Linked DNA regions of Homo sapiens: region 2 is linked to region 1. Evidence: chromatin loops called from intact Hi-C (ENCODE). Cell type or tissue: psoas muscle. All regions are shown on one strand. Links, peaks and the distances in the headings refer to the core of each region. The heading gives the core; the rest is flanking DNA. Region 1 overlaps LOC101928447 (a long non-coding RNA gene). Region 2 overlaps QRICH2 (glutamine rich 2).

The links. Hi-C counts contacts between places; a loop is a spot of excess contacts. Peaks named below come from ENCODE experiments on the same cell type or tissue, not always from the same donor. Only the 100,000 strongest peaks of a DNase experiment are listed, where the experiment ranks them.
Region 2: a loop joins it to region 1, with 5 times the contacts of the local background. A loop is called at or near these places in 57 of 110 quality-filtered maps.

Annotation. Positions count from the first base shown.
Region 1 is chr17:76,118,651-76,124,993 of GRCh38, forward strand. LOC101928447 (a long non-coding RNA gene) reads right to left here. Exons shown (of 4, transcript XR_001753019.2): 2 at 5,340-5,474; 3 at 2,214-2,328; 4 at 1,686-1,804. Among named protein-coding and RNA genes, the nearest start is that of EXOC7, 18 kb to the left of the region's middle. RefSeq lists a silencer at 2,674-3,143. In psoas muscle, for the core only: a CTCF peak has its summit at 2,954 (motif pointing right); DNase peaks (open chromatin) are centred at 2,981 and 3,551; H3K4me3 peaks cover 977 bases; H3K27ac peaks cover 430 bases.
Region 2 is chr17:76,295,881-76,302,223 of GRCh38, forward strand. The region is part of intron 3 of QRICH2 (glutamine rich 2); the gene reads right to left. Among named protein-coding and RNA genes, the nearest start is that of QRICH2, 9.2 kb to the right of the region's middle. In psoas muscle, for the core only: a CTCF peak has its summit at 3,472 (motif pointing left); no DNase peak of the experiment used is centred there.

The DNA.
Region 1 (6,343 bases), core at 772-4,771:
TTCTTTTCTCGTACTTTTTTTTTTTTAAGTTTATATTACTGAGCCATCTGAGTTTTTTCGCAGTCTGGATACCGTTTCTTCCATGTAGATATCTGGATCTATTTCTTGGGTGTATTCTGTTCCATTGAATTGCTTTTGCATATTTCAGCAACAGTACCAAACCAGTTAAAGCAAAAAAGCTTTTTAACTTAATTATTCATTTAATATTTGGTGAGGGATATATCTTTCATGGTTTTTTATTTTCCCCCCTCCTAAAAAAAGTCCTGGATAGTCTACTTTTTTTTTTGAGACGGAGTCTCGCTCTGTCGCCCAGGAGGGAGTGCAGTGGCGTGATCTCGGCTCACTGCAAGCTCCGCCTCCCGGGTTCACGCCATTCTTCTGCCTCAGCCTCCCGAGTAGCTGGGACTACAGGTGTCCGCCACTACGCCAGCTAATTTTTTGTATTTTTAGTAAAGATGGGGTTTCACCGTGTTAGCCAGGATGGTCTCGATCTCCTGACCTCGTGATCCGCCCGCCTCGGCCTCCCAAAGTACTGGGATTACAGGCGTGAGCCACAGCGCCCGGCCTGGATAGTCTACTTTTGTTCTTTTTTTTTCAGGTGAACTTTAAATTCATTTTCACAGCTACAAATTGAATGTCCCCTAAGCAAACTGGTTTGAATTCAGGTCCTTATAGAGTCTGGGGCATCACTGAGGAATCATGCCTGCTTGAGGGGTGGAGGCAAAGTGTGAGCAAGGTGAGGGGGTGCTGGAAGCCAGAAGCTTCCTGCGGAGCCTGTGAGGTGCCCACAGAGCAGGGTCCACTGCCCGGAAGGATCACTGGACCTCACAGGCAGAGCTGGAGGGAGGAAAGGCTAAGCCAGCAGAAGCCCCGCTGGGGGAGATCAAAGACAAGCATGGGCAACAGGTCTTCACAGCTGAGTGACACAAACAAGAGGGGTGCCGGGCCAGGGCTGATGGAATTGCCATGCGTGACCAGAAGGCTCAGCGGGGCCTCTAAAGGGCACCTCCCCAGCACCTGGCCTTGGCCCGACCCAGAGGGTGTTCAGGGTACCCAGTAAATCTATGATGAGCAAATAAACAAGTGCATGAAGGCTAACTCCAGGAGGAGGAGGAGGGGCGAGGAAGGAGGATCAAAGGGATGGCGTACACGTCCCAGGGAAGGCAAAGTGAAGGAGGTCGGGGTGCAGTATTTTTTTTTTTTGAGACAGAGTCTCACTATGTCACCCAGGCTGGAGTGCAGTGGCACGATCTCGGTTCACTGCAACCTCTGCCTGCTGGGTTCAAGCAATTCTCCTGTCTCAGCCTTCCGAGAAGCTAGGACTACAGGCACCCACCACCATGCCCAACTAATTTTTTTGTATTTTTAGTGGAGACAGGGTTTCACCATATTGGTCAGGCTAGTCTCGAACTCCTGACCTCAAGTGATCTACCTGCCTTGGCCTCCCAAAGCGCCGGAATTACAAGCGTGAGCCACCAAGCCCAGCCGAGGGTGCAGCTTTTGAGGCAACTGAGAGCCTCTTTGACCTGAGAATCACAGCAACATACTTGTGGGCAGCAGAAACACCCAGGCCAGGAGATACATTGGGAGGAATCTTTATCCCTTCCTGCTTCTCTTGTGGCCAGAGACCTGCACACTCTGTCCCACCCCCACACCTCCCATACCAATTTCTCAGCTTACCCAAGGCAGGTTCCAGGAGAAGGCTGTGGGGCAGGAAGGATTTGGGCTCTGAGATAGGTACTGCGGACACATGTTCCCATGGGAGAATGTTGCACGTGGCAGCTGATTTCTGTCCAAATCACAGCTGAATGGCAGAGTGGAGGAAAAAGAACCCAGGTGTGAGGCCAGACAGGCCCGTCTGATCCCAGCCCTGCCCCTAATTAGCCCTGTGACTTCTGAATAACACACCACAAAGGCCCCTTGGATTTGAGGTAAATTAAGTGACATGGCGCATATAAAAGGCCTGGTACCTAGTAGGTGCTCAAGAAATGTTAGCCGGTGCCCACTCCAGTTCTTCCCTGGCCTTTCCAGCTGTAGTTGGAGTACGTTAGGAACAAAATCGGCTTCTGCAGCTAATGATCACTGCTTAGAAATGTGTTCTGAGTTCTGATCAATTTATCCAGAACCCGTGGAACCCCTCACCTCCTCTTATCTGCCCCCAAACAGTCCTGAGTCATTGACAGCATCTTGAACCTCCTGGCCCCTGGACTCACCCAGTGAGGCCATTCGTGAAGATCAAAGAAACGAAATCACCAGGCAGTGATACCAGGGCTGGATAGTCACCTTCTGGCACCTTTTAGACATCTCTCTGCATCTTGGTCTTTCCTTCTGCAAGGACAACAATATTACAGCCCCCCAACCCTCCCCAGGCACTCACTACAGGAGATTAGCGTTACAAAGGCTCAGAACGGTGCCGGGAACATGGTGGCCCCAGGAGGGATTCTGCTGGTTCTGCAAACCCCACCGCAGGAAGACTTCCTGGCTTGTAAAATGAAGGAAAAGCAACCCATCAGGCGCTTGCCACTCACTGCCTGGCTGTCCTAGGCCATGGCCCCTTATCTGCGCCACACACACACACACACACACACACTACACACACACACACCACACACATCACACACACACACACACACACACACACACACACACACACACACACACACACACACACACACACACACACTTCTCCCCCTCTCCCTCACCCCTCCTGGCTCGACAGGGGAGGAGCTGGGAGGGCCTGTCCCCTGTCCCCCTAGCCCAGCCTTAGCCCCTATTACCGGAGGCCTCCGCTTTCTAGAACCCCGGGAGGGGCTTCGTGGACGTGGCTGTGCCGCAGGGGGGCGCCCTCCTCCCGCCGTGCTCGGGGGTCGAACCCCGAGCGCTCCGGGAGGGCTTAAGCAGGCGGGGAGGTGAGGCGAGCCCGGGCCGGGCCGGGCCAGGCCGGGCCGCGAGGGGGCGCCCCACACCACCCTTGGCCTCCACCGCGCTCGCGCAGCTGGAACCTCCGAGAAGGCCCAGGGTGCAGAGGAAGGGAGAGGCCCAGGGGCCAGGGTCATGGGTGGGGACAGAACGGGGGCAGGAGGGGGCGCTGAAGAGGGAGGGAACGTGGAGATGGAGGGGAGGCAAACAACGAGGGGGCATCCAGAGGGTCCCGGGAACGCGACCTGGGGGTTGGACAGGAAACCAGGGGTCGGGGCAGCCTGCTGGGGGCGTCTCGTGCCCCCCACCCTCCATTCCTCTGAACCAGTCCGGAAGGGGGGTTCGGCTGGCAAGCCGCGGTGGCGTCAGCCTCTGGCACCCGCTGCTGCCCGGCCCGTGGCTCCAGGCAACCGGGGACGCTGCGGGGGCTGCGCTGGGCAGCGGGTGCGGGTGCGGGCGCCCCCCATCGCGGGCCCAGGCGTTCCCCCAGCAGGCCCAGGAGCCCCCACGGGTCCAGGTGCGCCCCTGAGGCCTGGCTCCCCTGGGGCCGCGTGCCCGGAACGTGACTCAGCGCTTTCTCCGTGCCGGGCTGCGGTGGGGAGCGGGACGGAGGCGAGTGGCGCTGTCCCCAGGAAGGGCCCCGCACAGGCCCCCGCCAGGCGGGATCTTTCCCGGGTCGGGCAGGTTCGTTCATTTGTTCACGAACTCAGCGTCAGCGAGGCAGGAAGCGGGAAGAGAGAGGAGACCCCGGATAAGAAGATGGTGCTGTTGGAAACATTTGGGAATTTGGGGTGCGCTGCAGGCCTGGGTCATCCAGGCCACAGGAGAGGCACAGGGCTGCGGCCTGGGTTGGGGGAACAGCCACAGCTGTGGGGCGTTTCAAGGAGGCCGAGGCACAGGCGTATGGACTGGATTTTGAAGGATGGGAGAAGGGGGCCTCAGGACAGGAACCGGCCTTATGGAAGGAAAGCTGGGAAGTAGGGAGGGGGCCGGGGGTGTCGGAGAGGACAGCTGAGTGTGGCGGGAGCGGAGGCAGAGCGGCCCTGGGGCCCCGGCGTCAGCTGAGGTTGCACTGTGTTTGGAGAGGAGCCTCGGAGGGGTGGGCTGCCTGGCAGCAGTGGCCTGGGGGCCGCAAATGAGGAGGGTGCAGTGCCTTGGGCAGTAAATTAGAAGACACAGGCTGCTGGCTGGGGGCGGGAGGGCACAGGGAAGCCCTGCCCGGGAGCAGGCCGAGAGCTAGGTTTCCACCGTTCCCCGCCAACCCCAAACTGAGGACCGATGGATCCTGCCCCTGCGGTGGGAAACCAGGAGGCCTCTTTCCCTGACTGGATAGCTGCCCTGAGGCAGGGGATTGAGTGAGATGACCCTGAAGGGAGTCCCCAGTGTGCTCTTGTTCTGTGGGCTTGCCTGTCGTTCACACTCACGGAAGGGTCCTCCTGTCTGCCTGAAATGAATGAATGAATGAGCAGAGATATCTCAGCGTGTATTCCCTGGGGGGACACCACACACACTTCCTTCTTCAATAAGGGCTTTTTAATGAGGCCAGGGAGGAGACTGGGCTGGAGGTGAGGCCTGGGCCCCTGAGGGCAGAGGGACAGGCGGGACAGGCCTGAGTTGCCTTGCTTTGCTTGCCTTCCTTCCTTCCTTTCTTTCTCTCTCTCTCTCCTTCCTTCCTTCCTTCTTTCCTTCCTTCCTTCTTTGCTTCCTTCCTTCTTTCCTTCCTTCCTTCTCTCTCTCTTCTTTCTCTCTCCCTTCTCTTTCTCGCTTTCTTTCGCTCTCTCCCTCCCTCCCTCCTTCCTTCCTTCTTTTTCTTTTTCAGAGTTTCACTCTTGTAGCCCAGCCTGGAGTGCAGTGAGCTGAGATTGCGCCACTGCACTCACTGCAACCTCCACCTCTCGGGTTCAAGCGATTCTCCTGCCTCAGCCTCCCAAGTAGCTGGGACTACAGGTGTGCACCACCACGCAAGGTTAATTTTTTTATTTTTAGTAGGGATGGGATTTCACCGCGTTGGTCAGGCTGATCTCGAACTCCTGACCTCAGGTGATTCTCCCCGCCTCAGCCTCCGAAAGTGCTGGGATTACAGGCGTGAGCCACCATGCCCAGCCTCCTGAGCTGCCTTTCTGATAGTTCCCCTCTATCTGCCCAGCTGGAAACTCTGGCTTTTGGATCTGGCTCTGCCAGTAAGTCATTGTGAGAATTAGGGTGCATCCTGCCACCCCCTATCCATGCCACCATGCTCTGCTGAGCACCAAGCATGTGCCATACCTGACTCCGGCCAGGTGCCACAGAGAACTGCACACTGCCCTCCCGGAGCTCCCAGTCCAGCAGGGGAGACACAGATGCTGCTGTGGTGAGTGGAGAGGTGGCAGACATCCACATAGGTCCCCCAGCAGGCAGTGCCCACGAGAAGCCAGCCTCACCTGTGCCACCGTCCTCAGAGCTGTGTCCTCTCTGTGCCTCATTTTCTTCAGCTATAGGTGACACTAGATGGCTCCTGAGGCCTCCTGCAGATGACAGGTGCTTGCTGCTGTCATTGAGGGGTACTCCAGCTGCTCCTGCCTCCCACAAAAGGGCAAACAGACAAACCCCACCTCCGGCTAGCACCCCTGAAGGAATCTGGGCCTGCAGCTCCTCAGGACCAGACTTGGAGCTGGGGTCTGCCAGAGGCCCAGCCAGCTGATGTGGTGTCTCCCAGAGCTCAGGGCCCAGCCAAGGTGCTTCCCCCAACAAACTTGAACCCCAGCCAGCAGCCAGGAGCCCCACAGTGGGCAGTCTGTGCTGGCAGCAGGCGAGGGGCACGGGTCCTGGGCAGGCAGGAACAGAGGCCCCCCGCACTTGTCCTCTGCCCTGGAGGCACTCACCAGGCTGCAGGGGTGAAGCAGGGAAAGGGATTGTGGTGGAGGTCATCCCCCAAACTGAGTTCTAGACCCACCAGCTCAAAGGGCTCAGGGTCAAGGGTGGACCATGGGATGTGGGCTTTCTGGAACTCTGGCCAGCTAGGGGCAGAGCGAGTGTCCGGGGACCCCCAGCCCCAACTCTGCTCCAGCCAGGCCCGCTCTTCTGTGAGAGAGGTGGCATTGCCAGAGCTGATGTTGGTTCAGGTACCAGCCTGGGGATCCCGATGTGTCTTACCAACCGCCTGCTCAAACAGAAGAGCCAAAAAGGCTGGCACAAGTTCTGCCAGGATGGCGATGCAGGGAGGACCCTCCCTCTGCAGGTGTCACCAGCCGCACTGAGAGAAAAGGCTCGCGCCTGAGTTTTAAGACCTGGGCTTGGATGGCACGGTGACACGCACCCCGCGGGCTGGTTTATTTTCCTCCTTCCCACCTCTTCACATCTCCTTCAGGTGCTAGACACGGAGAGGGCCAAGAGAACCACTTGGGAAGGGGACTGACAACCTCGCTGGCCATTGTATGGTCATCAA
Region 2 (6,343 bases), core at 1,472-5,471, 180 kb after region 1:
AAGATGAAGTTAACAGGGGCTGGATTTACCCTCCTGTCTGTGACAAGAAAAAACAAAACTGAGGCTGGGCGCAGTGGCTCACGCCTGTAATCCCAGCACTTTGGGAGTCCGATGTGGGTGGATCATGAGGTCAGGAGTTCAAGACCAGCCTGACCAACATGGTGAAACCCCGTCTCTACTAAAAATACAAAAACTAGCTGGGTGTGGTGGCACATGCCTGTAATCCCAGCTACTTAGGAGGCTGAGGCAGGAGAATTGCTTGAACCCAGAAGTCGGAGGTTGCAGTGAGCCGAGATAGCACCATTGCACTCCAGCCTGGGAGACAGAGTGAGACTCTATCTCAAAAAAACAAACAAACCCAACAACAGCTATGAAACGGTGGTTTCCTACATACTGGATATCAAGTTATGAAGGACAATAATCCCCAAGCGGTGGAGAAAGGAAAACTGGGAAGCCTGTATCACCCTGGCTTGCTGCCTTGCTGGAGTTTCCAGACTGCAGTGCAGGGAGGGGGAATTGAGGTGGAGTCTGGCAGACTCTCTGAGTTGAGGAGACAGAAGTGAGCATTCAGGGAGATTCAGGCAACTGAAGGTCACAGGATAGAGTATCAGAAAGAAGGGAGTTATCCAGGCGTGGTGGCTCATGCCTGTAATCCCAGAACTTTCAGTGGGTGGATTACCCGAGGTTAGCAGTTTGAGACCAGCCTGGCCAACAAGGCGAAACCCCATCTCTACTAAAAATACAAAAGTTAGCCAGGCACAGTGGCACATGCTTGTAGTCGCAGCTACTTGGGAGGCTGAGGCAGGAGAATCACTTGAACCCAGGAGGCGGAGGTTGCAGTGAGCTGAGATCACACCACTGCACTCCGGCCTGGGCAACAGAGCATGGCTCTGTCTCAAAAAAAAAAAAAAAAAAAAATAACCAGAAAGAAGGGAGATGACAGAAAGCCCACTCCCACTCCAGAGGTCTGTGGAGGATCCCCTCCGAGTGATGAGCACGCATTTGATGAGTACATGCATGTGGGGAGACGTCCCAAGATTGGGGAAAGAACCACCTGCAGGGCTTGAAGAAGCAGTGCCCTGCCTGCCATGGGGCTGGAAATGGTGCCTGTTCTTATCAACCAGTTTGGAAAAACTCATCATTCAAGTAGCACAGAGCAGAGTGTACTCAGAAAAGTGTTGCCTCAGAAATGGAGAATAATCAGCCCTAGACTGAACACACCTATGGACCCACCTAACAAATCATAAAATCATAAAAGCAAGGCCTGAAGCAATCAAACTGTTTTTAAGTAGCTGTGTCCTGGGGGAAACAGGCTCAATAAAATGTATAAGAATACAAAAATATGGCCGGGTGTGGTGTCCCACACCGGTAATCCCAACACTTTGGGAGGCCAACGCGGGAGGATCACCTGAGTGCAGGAGTTCGGAACCAGCCTGGCCAACATGGTGAAACCCCGTCTCTACTAAAAATACAAAAATTAGCCAGGCATGGTGGCACACACCTGTAATCCCAGCTACTCAGGAGGCTGAGGCAGGAGAATCGCTTGAACCCAGGAGGCGGAGATTGCAGTGAGCAGAGATTGTGCCACTGCACTCCGGCCTGGGCGACACAGCAAGACTCCATCTCAAAAGAAAAAAAAAATACAAAAATATGTACCATCCAATGCAGGAAAAGTCACAATGGCTGGCACCTGATCAAAGATTGCCAGGCATACAAAGAGGCAGGAAGACATGACCCATAATGAGGAGATAACTCAACCAACTGAGACCAACTCAACACTGGCATATGTGTTAGAATTAGCAGAGATGGATATTAAAACAGTTATTATGGCTACACACACACAAGCACACACTTTAGAGACAGGGTCTCACTCTGTCACTCAGTCTGGAGTGCAGTGGCATGATCACAGCTCACTGCAACCTTTAACTCCTGGGCTCAAGCAATCTTCCCCCTTCAGCCTCCCAAGTAGCTAGGACTACTTAGGAATCTGTTTTTTTTTTTTTTTTTTTTTTTTTTGAGACAGAGTCTTGCTGTGTCACCCAGGCTGGAGTGCAGTGGCACAATCTCAGCTCACTGAAACCTCCGCCTCCAAGTTTCCAGTGCCTCAGCCTCCTGAGTAGATGGGATCACAGGCACGCACCACCATGCCCGGCTAATTTTTTGAATTTTTCAGTAAAGATGGGGTTTCACCATGTAGGCCAGGCTGGTCTTGAACTCCTGACTTCAGGTGATCCATCCACCTCAGCCTCCCAAAGTGCTGGGATTACAGGCATGAGCCACGCTGCCTGGCTTTCTGGCTAATTTTTTTTTTTTTTTTTTTTGAGACGGAGTCTCACTCTGTCACCCAGGCTGGAGTGCAGTGGTGCAATGTCGGCTCACTGCAAGCTCCACCTCCCGGCGCCATTCTCCTGCCTCAGCCTCCCGAGTAGCTGGGACTACAGGCGCCCACCACCACGCCCGGATAATTTTTTTGTATTTTTAGTAGAGACGGGGTTTCACCGTGTTAGCCAGGATGGTCTTGATCTCCTGACCTGGTGATCCGCCCGCCTCAGCCTCCCAAAGTGCTGGGATTACAGGCATGAGCCACTGCCCCCGGCCACGTGACCTTTTAAAAACTTTTTGTAGAGACGGGGTCTTAATATGTTGCCTAGGCTGGTCTCAAACTCCTGGCCTCAAGCACTTCTCCCGCCTTGACTTTAAGTACTGGAATTAAAGGCGTGAGCAACCATGTCTGACCTCTTTGTCTTTTTTTTAAGACAGAGTCTCGCTCTGTCGCCCAGGCTGGAGTTCAGTGGCGCGATCTCGGCTCACTGCAACCTCTGCCTCCCGGGTTCAAGCGATTCTCCTGCCTCGGCCTCCCGAGTAGCTGGGATTACAGGCGCATGCCACCACGCCCGGCTAATTTTTATATTTTTAGTAGAGATGGGGCTTCACCATATTGGTCAGGCTGGTCTCAAATTCCCGACCTCAAGTGATCCGTCTGCCTCGGCTTCCCAAAGTGCTGGAATTATAGGTGTGAGCCACAGCGCCCGGCCCTGAGTGTAGTTTTTATTTGCTTTTGTAGCTTTTCAAACTTTCTTTACAGTCTGTCCTGAAATGCAGGGATCTTTCCTTATTAGTGGGCCATGGTGACAGACCCTGGAAATAAAACTTCTGTAGGGGGCCCTCTGCTGATGGCAACTTTTGCACACAGGCATGCATCTGTCTGTCTTGAGACAGTGTACAGATGACCAAATTGTTTTCCGATCGCCAACCTACCTTCACCTGAATAAAATCAAGCTGAATATGTTCAAATGGCCCTCAAAGATGAGGCTTAACTTCCCTTTTGGTCTTGACATCCCTCCCGCTGGCTTTGGGCTAGTGGGTTATCAAAACAAGCAAGCCAACTTTGAGGGCCATTTGAAAATGTAGACGGAAGCAGGGTGAAGAGTAAAGCTTTTGGCGCCACCAAGTGGCCATCTTGGGGAGCGCCAAATATCTGGGTACAAAAGACAACCTGGGATCTCCAGGACCATTTTCTGATTTCAGGGCTCATTCTCAGAGGAAAGCGGCATCAGAAAGATGTTGCAAGAGGGGCCGGGCGCGGTGGCTCCAGCCTGTAATCCTAGCACTTTGGGAAGCCGAGGCGGGCGGATCACCTGAGGTCAGAAGTTCGAGCCCAGCCTGGACAACATGGTGAAACCCTGTCCCTAGTAAAAATACAAAAATTAGCTGGGCGTGATGGTGGGCGCCTGTAATCTCAGCTACTCGGGAGACTGAGGCAGGAGAATCATTTGAACCCAGGAGGTGAACGTTGCAGTGAGCCAAGATTGCGCCACTGCACTCCAGCATGGGCGACAAAGCAAGACTGTCTCAAAAAACAAAACTAAACGATATTGCAAGAGGACCCTGAACACAAAAGGAATGGACTAGAAAAAAGTGGCCTCCACTTTCACTTTTTTAAAGCCAAACCTTTTTTTTTTTTGAGACGGAGTTTCGCTCTTGTTGCCCAGGCTGGAGTGCAGTGATGCGATCTCGGCTCACTGCAACCTCCGCCTTCCGGTGGTTTCAAGCGAGTCTCCTGCCTCAGCCTCCCGAATAGCTGGGACTACAGGCACACACCACCACGCCCAGCTAACTTTTTGTATTTTTAGTAGAGACGGGGTTTCACCATGTTGGTCAGGATGGTCTCGATCTCTTGACCTTGTGATCTGCCTGCCTCGGCCTCCCAAAGTGCTGGAATTACAGGCGTGAGCCACCGCACCTGGCCAAGCCAAATCTTTTTTGCACATGCCACTATCGTACTGTTTTTACCGAGCAGTACATCTTCTCAGGGTGATGGCGGCAGACACCATGAGACTTACACATAAGCATAGACACCTTTAAACATTTTTACTTCTCCAGAGGTAAGAAAGCATGTGCGTTTGATTACTGCTCATAATTATGAACAACTCCAAAAGCAAATAAAGATAAATATAAATATTAAAAGATTGTTGAGAAGCAAGAGAACAAGCTCTGGTAATGGCCACTTCAGCCCTCGCACAGACCAGGATGAAAGCAGTGGGGGAGTGCCACTAGCCCCAGGTAAGCACATACAACACACCTGAGACAAATATGACCTGAGACCAATTTGACCTGCCTGCATGGTTGGTAGAGTCCTTTAGCATAAACGTAAAATAAAGATTTTGAAACTGGGTGTTAACCTCCATTATGGGTTTTGGCAGACAGTGGTGACTTTATGGAAATTGTGCGGTGTGCCTGCATCATGAGTAGAGGGCCAGGATTGAGACTGGGTGCAGTGGCTCAATCCCAGCACTATGGGAGGCCAAGGCTGGCAGACTGCTCGAGGCCAGGAGTTTGAGACCAGCCTGGGCAACATGGCAAAAACCTTTCTACAAAATACAAAATATGACCAGGCATGGTGGCTCACGCCTGTAATCCCAGCACTTTGGGAGGCCAAGGCAGGCAGATCACCCGAGGTCAGGAGTTTAAGACCAGCCTGGCCAACACGGTGAAACCCCATCTTTACTAAAAATACAAAAAAATTAGCCGGGCGTGGTGGTGGGCACCTGTAATCCCAGCTACTCGGGAGGCTGAGGCAGGAGAATCACTTGAGCTCGGGAGGTGGAGGTTGCAGTGAGCCAAGATCATGCCACTGCACTCCAGCCTGGGCAACAGAGCAAGACTCTGTCTCAAAAATGCAAAATATTAGTCAGGTGTGGTGGCATGCACCTGTAGTCCCAGGTACTCAGGAGGCTGAGGTGAGAGGATCACTTGAGTCCAGGAGGTCGAGGTTGCAGTAAGCCCTTATGGTACCACTGCACTCCAGCCTGGGCAGCAGAGCAAGACTGTCTCAAAAATATTTTTTCTTTAACATGCCCTAACATTACAACAAATGAGCCAAAATCTTGAACAAAATATATGATAGGCCAGGGCGGTAGCTCATGCCTGTAATCCCAGCCCTTTGGGAGGCCGAGGCGGGTGGATCACTTGAGCTCTGGAGTTTGAGACCAGCCTGGGCAACATGACAACACCTTGTCTCTACTAAAAATACAAAAATTAGCTAGGTATGGTGGTACGCACCTGTGGTCCCAACTACCGGGGAGGCTGAGGCAGGAGGATTGCTTGAGCCCCAGAGGGGAAGGTTGCAGTGAGCCGAGATCACACCACTGCACTCCAGCCTGGGTGACGACAGAGACTCTGTCTCAAAAAAAATGAAGAAGTCCATTTGGGACTCAAAATACATTCACTGATTCTAAGATGGACATCCTGCCCCGACACCCACACATACATTTTAACATCTCTGAAATCAGGATGTATCTTAGAGTTGGTGGTGTTTTATAATTTTTTTTTTTTTTTTTGAGACAGGGTCTCACTCTGTCACCCAGGTTGGACTGCAGTGGTGCAATCTCGGCTCACTGCAACCTCTGCCTCCCAGGTTCTATAGATTCTCCTGCTTCAGCCTCCCAAGTAGCTGGGATTACAGGCTCCTGCCACCACACCTGGCTAATTTTGTGTGTGTGTGTGTGTGTGTGTGTGTGTGTGTGTGTGTGTGTGTGAGACAGAGTCTCACTCTGTCAGCTAGGCTGGAGTGCAGTGGCACGATCTTAGCTCACTGCAACTTCGTTTCCCGGGTTCAAATGATTTTCCTGCCTCAGCCTCCCAAGTGCTTGGGATTACAGGCATGTGCCACCACACCCGGCTAATTTTTGTATTTTTAGTAGAGATGGCGTTTCACCATGTTGGCCAGGCTGGTCTCCAACTCCTGACCTCAGGTGATCCCCCACCTCAGCCTCCCAAAGTGCTGGGATTCCAGCTGTGAGCCACCGCGCCGGCCGGCACTCATTATTTATAATTCCTGTCA